Regions from separate parts of the Homo sapiens genome. Here region 1 is linked to region 2. Evidence: chromatin loops called from intact Hi-C (ENCODE). Cell type or tissue: A673. All regions are shown on one strand. Links, peaks and the distances in the headings refer to the core of each region. The heading gives the core; the rest is flanking DNA. Region 1 overlaps HDAC9 (histone deacetylase 9). Region 2 overlaps HDAC9 (histone deacetylase 9).

Region 1 (5,388 bases), core at 184-5,183, 240 kb after region 2:
CTGCCAAATGTCTTTCCAAAAGCATTGTACCAAATTATATTTCCAACAGTGGGGCATAAGAATCTTTTTTAAATGAGCAAAGTTATATTAAAGGAGACTTTTGAACAGAATTTTAATTTGATGTCAAAAAATAATGAAACTACATTTTATATGTTTTCATCAACTATACAACTACACAATTTTATATGTTTCTGCCAAGTTCAGGTCAGTTAATTGAATATGCACTTCACACATAGAATTTAACTAGGTAAGAAAGATGTAGTATATAGTTCCTGCCTGCAATATACACATAGAAGCTACTGAGAAGATAGAAAGGACCCTTAACAGATGATGTCAATAGAATTCTAGAAGACAGTGACAGAGATGCACCCAATGATTTGTAAGAACCAGGTTCATAGTCATCCCACCCAGTCTAAGAAGAGAGAAAGCTCATGAGGGCTTCTTGGAAGGTATAACAATTTAGTTTATCTTGATGGTTAAGTAGGAGTTATCCAGGGCAGAAAAAAAAGAAGGAGGGAGACAGAAGAGGATAGTCACAGCAGAAGAATCAGCATGATCTTCAAGAGTGATCTGGGCTGGGCGCGGTGGCTCACGCCTGTAATCCCAGCACTTTGGGAGGCCGAGGCAGGTGGATCACAAGGTTAGGAGATAGAGACCATCCTGGCTAACACGGTGAAACCCCGTCTCTACCAAAAATACAAAAAATTAGCCGGGCGTGGTGGCGGGCGCCTGTAGTCCCAGCTACTCCGGAGGCTGAGGCAGGAGAATGGCGTGAACCCAGGAGGTGGAGCTTGCAGTGAGCCGAGATCGCGCCACTGCACGCCAGCCTGGGTGATGACAGAGACTCCGTCTCAAAAAAAAAAAAAAAAAAAAAAAAAAAGTGATCTGTAATACCAGTTGGTGTACACAGAGGCAACTAACCAGCCTTTTTTTTTCCTGTCTTTTCTTCGCTTTTATGGTATGCATCATTCCTTTAACATAGTTTCGACAATATAGACAATACAGTTCTATAATCACTTCTTATGCATATAGTGTATATTTCAGATCTTCCAACTGTTCTAAGGAAGAAGGATTAGAATTAATACCTTCTCTAGAGGACATCTGATAAATATATGGACTTATTTTTTACTGTCACAGTAACTAACGGTGCTACTAATAATTACTAGGCAGGAGCCAGAGAAACTTAACTTCCTACAATGTGTGGAACATTTCCATACAAGAAAAGAACTGCCCTACCTAAAATGCCAATAGTGTCCCACCCTCCCTTCATAAGAAATACTGAGCCAGACTGTAAGTCCCTTGAGGATAAAGACGGCATTTAACTTATCCATTACTCCCATCACACCTATAACTCTCTTCTAATTTACTCCACTATTTACTATGCATCACCATCAGGGGCATTACCAGAACATAAGGGGCTGTAGGATGCTCGTAGGTAAGATAAAATCAGTGGCAGCCACCTATCTCATAATTTCAATTGGCAAAGAAAACAAATCAGCTTTAATTCCCTCTATTATTTGCCTCGGGGAGAAAATTCCCAGAGACATTCAAGATCTGTGAAAAACTTATGTTTAAATAATTGTGACTTAAATCCCCTACCAATAGTTACCCGGAATTAAAGCAGAATCTTTCGAAGCTTAACACCTAATATGTTATGAAAAGTGCAGAATAAAATGATAAGTTCACACAAGTACTGTTTGTTCTTAATTGTTTGATTAGACTTTTTGAAGTCTGCAGCACGTATTGCCTTTAAAAGTTTCTTCTTAAAACAAAATTGCCATGATTTATTTTTTACTGAATCTTTACACATCATTAAAACACAGTCATTTAGGCTTTAAGACAACCACAGTGTTCTTGAGGGGGGAAAAGCACCCTAAAAACATAGGGTTCTTAAGGTTTTTATTTTACAATAAAACAGGCCACAGGCAAATAAACACAGTTCTGAGTTAAAAGTAGCAGGAGCGTTAGGTTTCAGAATTATCGTAAAACAGGAAGGTTGTGAGGGTGTATCAGAGGATGAAAGCAGCCTCAGCCCTGGAGCCTTCCTGCTGACTTGGGCCATGCCAAAATACACAATGGTTTACGCACAGCACAAATACACACAAAGGTGCACACGCACAGTACTCAAAGGATAACTTACTTAGGATAGCTATTATCTTTCAAAAGACCTAGTTCAAAAGTAGAAGATAATTTTTTTAAAAGGTTCAAAGAGTTAATGCAACTACTCCTGAAAATAACACGCTGCCAGTACACTTGGATTAGAAATGGTTTTCAAGCTTGTGCATATTAGCAGTTTTTATTAAGGTAAATGCCATCTGGAAGAATAATCTTCTCTCTTTGATGATAATTCTACAAACACACATACACACTGAAATGCCGGGTACAGGTTTACCTCTAGAGTCAGTGTTGAATTTCTCTCTGAACAATTGCTTCTAGACCACATCTCAGAGAAAAAGTAAATATCTGTGTTGGTAAATATGGCTCAAAATATACACTGCAGTAAGGAAAATATACATTGTGGCAAAGAATGCCATACCTACAGTTATAGCCCATTCCAGTAAAAGAAGTGGGAGAATATGCCAAATGGAGGTAGCAGTTAAATTGCTCACCAGAAAAATAAAGAAAACCGGGTCATTATTTTTCCTTCCCTGAAATAAAGAAGCAGCTTCTGCTTAGTTTGGAACAGTCACTGCAAAAAGGGAAGCTTGTGTTTATTCAGCTCTGTTCTCAGCAGTCCATTTCATTAGGCTTCTAGTGCTTTTTTTTTTAACTTTGTTGCAGTAATTTGTGGGTACTGTAAAGCCTACTCATTAAGTGGAAACTCAGAATCCTGTAATGCAGAATATAAGCAAAAGACAATATAAATACACACCAAAAAAATGCAAATTAATTTCCAAATAGTCTGCAGGCTCAAAAAAAAGGAAAACCTGAAAATCTAGCTACTTTTTCAAGATCATAATTTGCATTACTAATAATTTATATTTCCACCTATAAACCTACATAAACCTAATGTAAAAATACTTGACATTCTTGATAAAATATATGAACAAATTCAATAAGAGTGTAAGCTACAATATATTTGTCACAGTTTGAAATGAATTCCTGTATAATTTTAATCACAGTTACTACACAGGATTACTTGATAATTCCAAGCCAAATGCTTAATCTTTTAAAAATGCACAAGTCCACAATAACATGTAGCCTCAAAAAGTACTATCTATAGAAGATGCTGATAATAACAAATGTGATCATAATAAAGATAAGATGCTTAATATCTTTTTCCTAAGATAATAATACATAAAATACATTTCAATCCAGCCTCCTAGAATAAGTGTAGTGGTTACCTTCTGCTGTAAATAACGGCTCAAGGAAATTCAGACTCACCACAGAAAAACTGTTAACACCAAATCTAGTTCTTAAAACAATTTTAAACAATGTTGATTCTGTTTGAAACTTAAGCAACAATAACAACAAAGTCTACTTTTTCTTAGCAGGCTAAATTTCAAACAAAAAATGATCCTGTTTTCCAGTATAAAAATAGAATAAAAATAAAATTAGGGATACAGGAAGATATTGAATCACATCATACACATTTGCACTGAGGTAAGAGACACAGTTTAGTAATTGGATCGCTTTTGATACTTATTCTTCTTTTGGCTGAGAGGACACACATTGTCAGGGTTTCTATCTCACTAGTTGCTTCTTGTCTCATTTTCTGGTTCCTTGTCTATTCCCTGACTTCTTAACTCTGGTTCCCCGGGGTTTAGTTCTTGGTCTTCTTCTCCACCTATAGTCACTTCCTCGGTAACCTCATCTAATCTCATGATAAATATCACTATGTGTTGGCAACTCTCAGATATGTATCTCTGCCCTGGATCTCTTTCATGAACTCCAGACTCATATACCCACCTGCCTACAAGCAATGTCTACTTGTATGTCTAAAAGATATATCAAAGTTACCATATCTAAAAAAAGATCTCCTGACATTCCCCCTCAAACCTGCTCCATATGCCATCTTCTCCATATTGGTTGTTGGCAACACTAACCTTCCAGATGCTCATGCCCAAATCCTTGGAATCATGTTTTACCCCTTCCATTCTCTCACAATCTGTATTAAATTCATCAGGAAATCCCTTTGACTCTATCTTCAAAATATCCTGAGGGTTTTTTGATGTATGTGGTTGTTGTTAATAATATGAATAATAATTCTCTCTACCTTCACAGCTAAGAGTATAGAATAAGCCAATGTCTTTCTCAACAGGATTGCTAGGGTCCTAAACTATAATTGAGATCATGTGGTCTTCTGCTGAAAGCCCTGCCATGGCTGACTATTTTGCTCAGAGTAAAAACCAACACCTTCAAAAGCCCTTTGTAGTCAGATCTTTCTTTCCTATCTGACCTCACCTGCACCTACTCTCCTCTCACCACTCTACTCCAGCCACTCTGATCTCCCTGCTGTTTCTTAAACATTCCAGGCATCTCACATCCTAGTGCCTTTGGCCTTGCTATTCTTAGTGATCAGAAAATGCATCGCTCAGATCAATTTATGGCAAAATTCCTTACAGTTTCTCACACCTTACCCTGTTTGAAAATTGTAACTTTCCCTCCATTCCCACCTGATATCCCCCACCTACTTAACTCTTTCTTTATTCCATAGCACTCACTAACTTCTAAAATTTACTTACGAATTAAGTCTGTTTTGTTTCTGTCTCCTCCTCTTGTAATGTAAGCTTTAGAAGAGCAGCAATTTTTTTATCTGTTGTGTTGACTGGTACATGCCAAGCCACATAGACTAACACCTGCCACATACTAAACACTCATTAAATATTTATTGCATAGAATGGAACAGAACAGGATGAATGGAATACATATAGGTTGGGAAATCATAACATAGAATGGAACGAAAAAAATGGGATCGAATATAGTACAGTAAAAAATAGAAGAATAGAGCAGAACAGGTTGGTAGGGCAACTGGCTGTTTTCAGTTTTGTTACTCTACTTCATGCTTTCTATCACTAACTTTCTCTGCTTTAGGTTCTAATCTGTTAAAAAACAAAAAGATTGAGTTATAAAGAATGAGATAGCTATGAAATGATCTGCACTTCTCAAAGAAGTTATATATCCAAATTATAATGACAGGAAAATTAAATAACTAAAATTGAGTTGAAAATGGTAAAAAAAAAATAAAGAATGCCTTTCCAAAAAATGAAGGCATTCCTAAGCAAGAAAAGTAAGCTATCTCAGTATCCTACAAAAAAAAAAGAACTAGGGAGAAGGGAGAGAAAGAGGAGGAAGAAGAAAAAAAATCCTGCAAAAGTAGAAACAAATGATTTTGGAAAGAATAAATGAAATGCCTACATTCCCAATTTACTTCAAAATAACATTTCC
Region 2 (5,388 bases), core at 331-5,330:
GCCAGCATCCCCTATCATAGTCGATACCATCATGGTCTGCACTGTCAGCTAAAGAGTGAAGGAATCATTGAAATGGACACTGAGACCTAATCATTTGCCCTCTAAATTGAAGGTTTTATTATTTTACTGAACCAATATAAATAAGTAGTTGTTTAAGCTTTGTGTAGCTATATTCTTAAGGAAGATGACTGCACAAGTTGAAAAATAAAAACCATTATTTACCATGTATTATATAGGTTTTAGTCAGTTTTCCCACCACTACAGAGCTACTAGTACCAAAGAAAAGCCTGCATTAATCAGAATTTAAGTTACTGGGGAAGCAAGCAAAAAAATAAAATAAATAAATTCCAAAAGATGTATTCGGTGACTCAAGAACCATGTAAAATTCCTAAGCCCTTTTTACTCAACTTTGGAGTACATCATAAGCTTTGTTTCTTTCTTTATTTCTTAAAGCAGTGGCAAATTTCCTTCCAAAAAATTATAAATACTGAACTTGATTAGAAAAACATTCCAGCAGCAGAGAGTGCTGTATCTTTGACCATACTAAAGGGCATTAGGTAGCCACAAATACGTTTGCGTGATACCCATATGCCTGTCCATACCTTTCTATCTGCCAAAGATGTTTGTGACATTAATTTTGGTGTCTAAACTTCTACTAATAATGGTAGTTTTGTTTTAATTCAGTTAACATTCATTGAGTACCTACTGTGAGTTGCCGGGTGGGGGTTACTTTTATAATAAAGCTATGTTTATTGATCATAAAGAATGTTGAGCACATAGGTATCCAGTGGATGACTGATATTTTGACTCATAACCAATGTTTAGGCTTATCCCTAAAGAAGTTCTCTTTAGGAAACTATGGGATTTATCATCCATTAATTTATTTATATTTAAACAAAAACAATATTTATCTCAATACCACCTCAACCTATGTTTTACCTACATTTAGTTTATAAATGCTTATAAACGGTAATGGTCAAGTTTTGTGGATATAATCTGTTCATAAATAGGTAATTGTACTTAATTCTGAATTTACAAACAAGTTTGTCTTTGTCCATTCAGGTTGCCATAACAAAATACCAAGGGGTAGGTAGCTTAAACAAAAGAAATTTTATTTCTCACAATTCTGGAGGCTTTGAAGTTCAAGATAAAGGTGCCAACCCATTTGGTGACTGGTGAGGACTCTCCCCTTGGCTTGCAGATGGCCACATCTGCTACATCCTCACATGCCCTTTCCTTGTACTAAAGTTCCTCTTCATGTAAGGATATCAGTCCTATTGGATTAGCACACAGTACCTTATGACCTAATTTAATCTTAATTACTTTCAAAAGGTAGTCAAATATAATCAGATTAGCGATTTGAGCTTCAGTACATAAATTTTGAGGGCACACTCTTCAGTTCATAGTAAGATTAAATCCCAAAATCTTGTTCATAAGTCAAATTACAAGCATACTTTCCTAAGGCATGATGATCCAAATGGGGTTCAGGGCCAAATTAGCTGCCAAAAGCTCCCCACATGTATTTTCCATGTTACAGTTTCATAAGAACTTCAATGATAAAACAGGATACATAACTCATGAATTATGCTATAATCTGTGTCACTAGAAGAACATCCATATCCACTTTCCAATATTCTCAATGGTAAAAATATTTTTCCTCCCTCTTTGTCCCTCTCATTGGTTGTCAATCTCTCCAACCAATTTCCCTATATTAGTGATAGCATCAAGAGGGCCACTTCCTTAAGAGAGCTCTGATTTCAACTGCTGAAGAACATCTTGACAGTAGGAAAAAACTATAGGTAAGAGAAAACAGTTGAGTTCATCAACTGATAGTGGTTCCTTGCATAGAATAAGATATTTTGGAGCTGGAGGGGAAGAAAAAAGGGAAAGAAGGATTTGCTTGGAATGCATACAGATATGCAGGATTAAGGGGCTGAAATGGCAATGCAATAATGATGAAAGTAGAGATCAGAAGGGTTTGGAACTATAAGAAGACAGGCACCCTCACATTTGGAAGTTGAAGGACAGTGGCATAAAGTTGGCTCTGGAAATGGAAAAATAATGCAAGATGTAATAGATGAGGCTGGAAAGGAAATAAATGACAGTGGAGCAGGGAGCCACCCTGAGCACAGTGGCCTACTACTAAGGTCTTGCTAAAGTTGAGAAGACATGCAAGGCAAATTCTTAAAAATAGAACTACTATATTCTGAAAAAATATGCTTTGTCATTTTTCTTTCCATGCACATAAATTCTCCTTTGTCTCTCCAACAACTTATTCTTTTTCCCAGTGAGAGAGAGAAAGGGAGAAAGAGAGAGAGAGAGAGACTGTGTGTGTGTGTGTGTGTGTGTGCGTGTATGTGTCTGCGTGTGCATTAAGGAGTAATAGTACATGAGCTGAAAGGGAGATTAGGATGGATATAGAAGAAAGGTAAAGAAAATGATGACCAAAACAGGATTTTGCTTCAATATACATAAAAATACAGATTTTGTGGTGAGAGATGATATTTTCCCAAATTCCTTTACATATCAAGAACTGAACCTGGTTGTCTCAGATCACGGTCCTGTGTTAGTGATAGCATCGAAAGAATATGATTATTTCTTCTCTGAATGATTCAGAGTAGAGACCCCTTCTACCTGTGACAACCAGGCATGCTTGTTGATTAGGGTACATATAGAATACATTGAGTGGAAGGAAAACCTAAAATCCATCTCTTCTGGTCCTGAAAGACTGCAGAAAGCTGGACTCAAGGGGTGCGGCACAAACAAGGAACACAGAAAGCGACATGTGAGCAAACGAGAGAGAAAAATGTTTCAGGTAAGTTGACAAAATGGTCGGTGAGCCTTCACTTTGGTTGATATTTGGGTCTTTTTTTTTTTTTTTTTAAACAGAGTCTCGCTCTGTCATCCAGGCTGGAGTGCAGTAGCTCGATCTTGGCTCACTGCAACCTCTGCTTCCTGGGTTCAAGCCATTCTTCCGCCTCAGCCTCCCAAGTAGATGGGATTTCAGGCATCCGCCACCACACTGAGTTAATTTTTGTATTTTTAGTAGAGATGGGGTTTCACCATGTTGGCCAGGCTAGTCTTGAACTCCTGACCTCAGGTGATCCGTCTGCCTCAGCCTCCCAAAATGCTGGGATGACAGGTGTGAACCACCGCGTTCAGCCAATATTTGGGACTTTTTGAAGTCATGTCTACACTAAACTGTGGCCACCATATAATAAAGTCTGCAGAGTGGTATGAAAAACTAATGGAAGATTAAGCTACAGCATTCCTGAGATGCTCTTGGTTCCTGTAGAGTGCAGCTGGAAGTCTCAAGTTCTCACAATCCTCCAAGGGGTATGATATGGGAGAGCCTGTGAAATGGTTTAACTATGGGTGGAGCCAAATGGAGTCCACAGAGGGGTTCAGAGGAACCCCATTACCAATGTGAGCCAAAGGGAGGCTACTGGAGCCCGGGAACCCTGCCAAGCTCCAGCTGGCAGAGAAGTCAGTAATCAGGAGTTAATCTGCTGCCGACCTCAGCTTCAACTTCAGGAAGAGTCAGGTGGTGCAGAGAGGTTGCCATGGAACCCTGAGTGTTCAGAGGACAGCAGGAGGATCCAGGTACCCCTTCAGCTCTCCATCCCTCCCTCAGGTGCCCAAATGCCATCTTCAAAGAGGAATCTGAGAGGCTAAGCAATTACCTAAAGACATTAAGTCCAATAATAAGGTGATCTTGAAAAGACAGTATTTCTAAACTGAAAGGAAGTTATTCAAACTGGAAGAGGCTGATAGATTATTAATTATGGAGAGGATCACTATAATTGGGAGAAAAAATAAATAACATATTCATCACACATCTGAGGGAGCATGGGAAATATTGTGTCCCATTTATTTCCAAGGTCAGGAATTTATTTTGCCAAATGGCAGGGATAAAAATCTAGCCAGGATTCTGGGCAGAAGTCTCTAAGGATATGCTGTACACACAGGCTAGTGAGGTTTAACTGTATTTTACAGTATGGAAATCCCTAAATATTCCTACCTTCAGATTCCTCTGGAATCTTTACCAAGCCTTGCTTTATGTACCATTCTAAAAACAGTATGCTTTTAACTTTCAAATGTTTCTAATGATGTAACTAATGTACCAAGCATGAAGGCAGCTTTAGTAGTCTGCTGAGAAATAGGTCCACAGAGGCCTTGTTTTATTGCCAGAATTAAAATCTATCAGTTTTGAAATAGGCATCCCAAAGTTCAACTCACTTTATAAATATGTAGGAGGGTCTGGACCTAACATACATCCAAAACTGGGGTTGAGAAGTGTAAGTGAAGCTATTCCACAAAAAGTCTTTCTGTGTGAGGGAACAAACACACTCGGTGAGATTGAGTAGAACCCCACTTTAGGGTGAGAGTCACAGGAGCTTGGCCCATAAGAAAGATTTAGTCATCAGAGGAGGAGGCACAATCTGAAGTAGTACAGAATCTCTCATTGAGATTCTCTCCCAACCCACACTCCCAGAGTCCTGTCTATCTAATAGGGTAGAAAGGGGTTGAGAAACACAGGAGATTATAAGTAACTAAAATAGGCAAAACATTTTAAACCCTCTAAAAACATGAGAATTACGTAGAACACTTTGGTATCAATTTGAAAAATTATGACCTTAAAAGAGGGAAGGAAGCACATTTTCTGTTTCTCTATAAACCTCATAGAATCCTGAGCACTTGGCAATGTAAAGACCCCAGAATATCGGTAATGTGCATCAGCAGGGGCCAGCAGTACTCACTGGGAACAAAGAAAGAAAAGAGAAGGAAGGAAGGAAGGAATGAAGGAAGGAAGGAATGAAGGAAGGAAGGAAGGAAGGAAAGAAAGAAAGAAAGAAAAGAAAGAAAGAGAGAAAAAAGAAAAGGAAGGAAAGAAAGCTAGACTCAAGAGGCGCATGCAACAGAAACCGAGGACACAGAAAGGGATATGTGAGCAAAAAGGAAGGAAGGGAGGAAGGGAGGAAAGAAGGAGGGAAGAAAGGAAGGAAGGAGGGAGGGAGGGAAGGAAGGAAGGAAGGAAGGAAGGAAGGAAGCCAGCCAGCCATACCCAAGAGGTGTGACAGAAACAGGGGACACAGGAAGTGTATGTGAGCAAAAAGTACATGAGAGAGAGGAAGGAAGGAAGGAAGGAAGAAAGGAAGGAAGGACGAAAGGAAGGAAGGAAAGGGCGATGGGAAAAAACATCTTGCATTCAGAAGCACATGGTACTATTCACATTAGGCATTACCTGAAGCTCCTAAAATAATTAGGAAGATACTCCTCTCTATGGAGGCATGGAGGGACTACAAGAGGATAAAGAGTTAGGGCCAGTAAAGCGCTAGTTATACATCTATTTATTAAAACTTAGCTACTACATAATGCTGTTCACAT

What was found. Hi-C counts contacts between places; a loop is a spot of excess contacts. Peaks named below come from ENCODE experiments on the same cell type or tissue, not always from the same donor. Only the 100,000 strongest peaks of a DNase experiment are listed, where the experiment ranks them.
Region 1: a loop joins it to region 2, with 4 times the contacts of the local background. A loop is called at or near these places in 1 of 110 quality-filtered maps.

Annotation. Positions count from the first base shown.
Region 1 is chr7:18,549,820-18,555,207 of GRCh38, reverse strand. All of the region lies in intron 2 of HDAC9 (histone deacetylase 9), which reads right to left. Among named protein-coding and RNA genes, the nearest start is that of HDAC9, 57 kb to the right of the region's middle. RefSeq lists an enhancer at 4,182-4,683. In A673, for the core only: no CTCF peak of the experiment used is centred there; no DNase peak of the experiment used is centred there; H3K4me3 peaks cover 1,036 bases; H3K27ac peaks cover 3,949 bases.
Region 2 is chr7:18,786,249-18,791,636 of GRCh38, reverse strand. The region is part of intron 16 of HDAC9 (histone deacetylase 9); the gene reads right to left. Among named protein-coding and RNA genes, the nearest start is that of HDAC9-AS1, 110 kb to the left of the region's middle. In A673, for the core only: no CTCF peak of the experiment used is centred there; DNase peaks (open chromatin) are centred at 3,436, 4,616, 5,106 and 5,226; H3K27ac peaks cover 2,307 bases.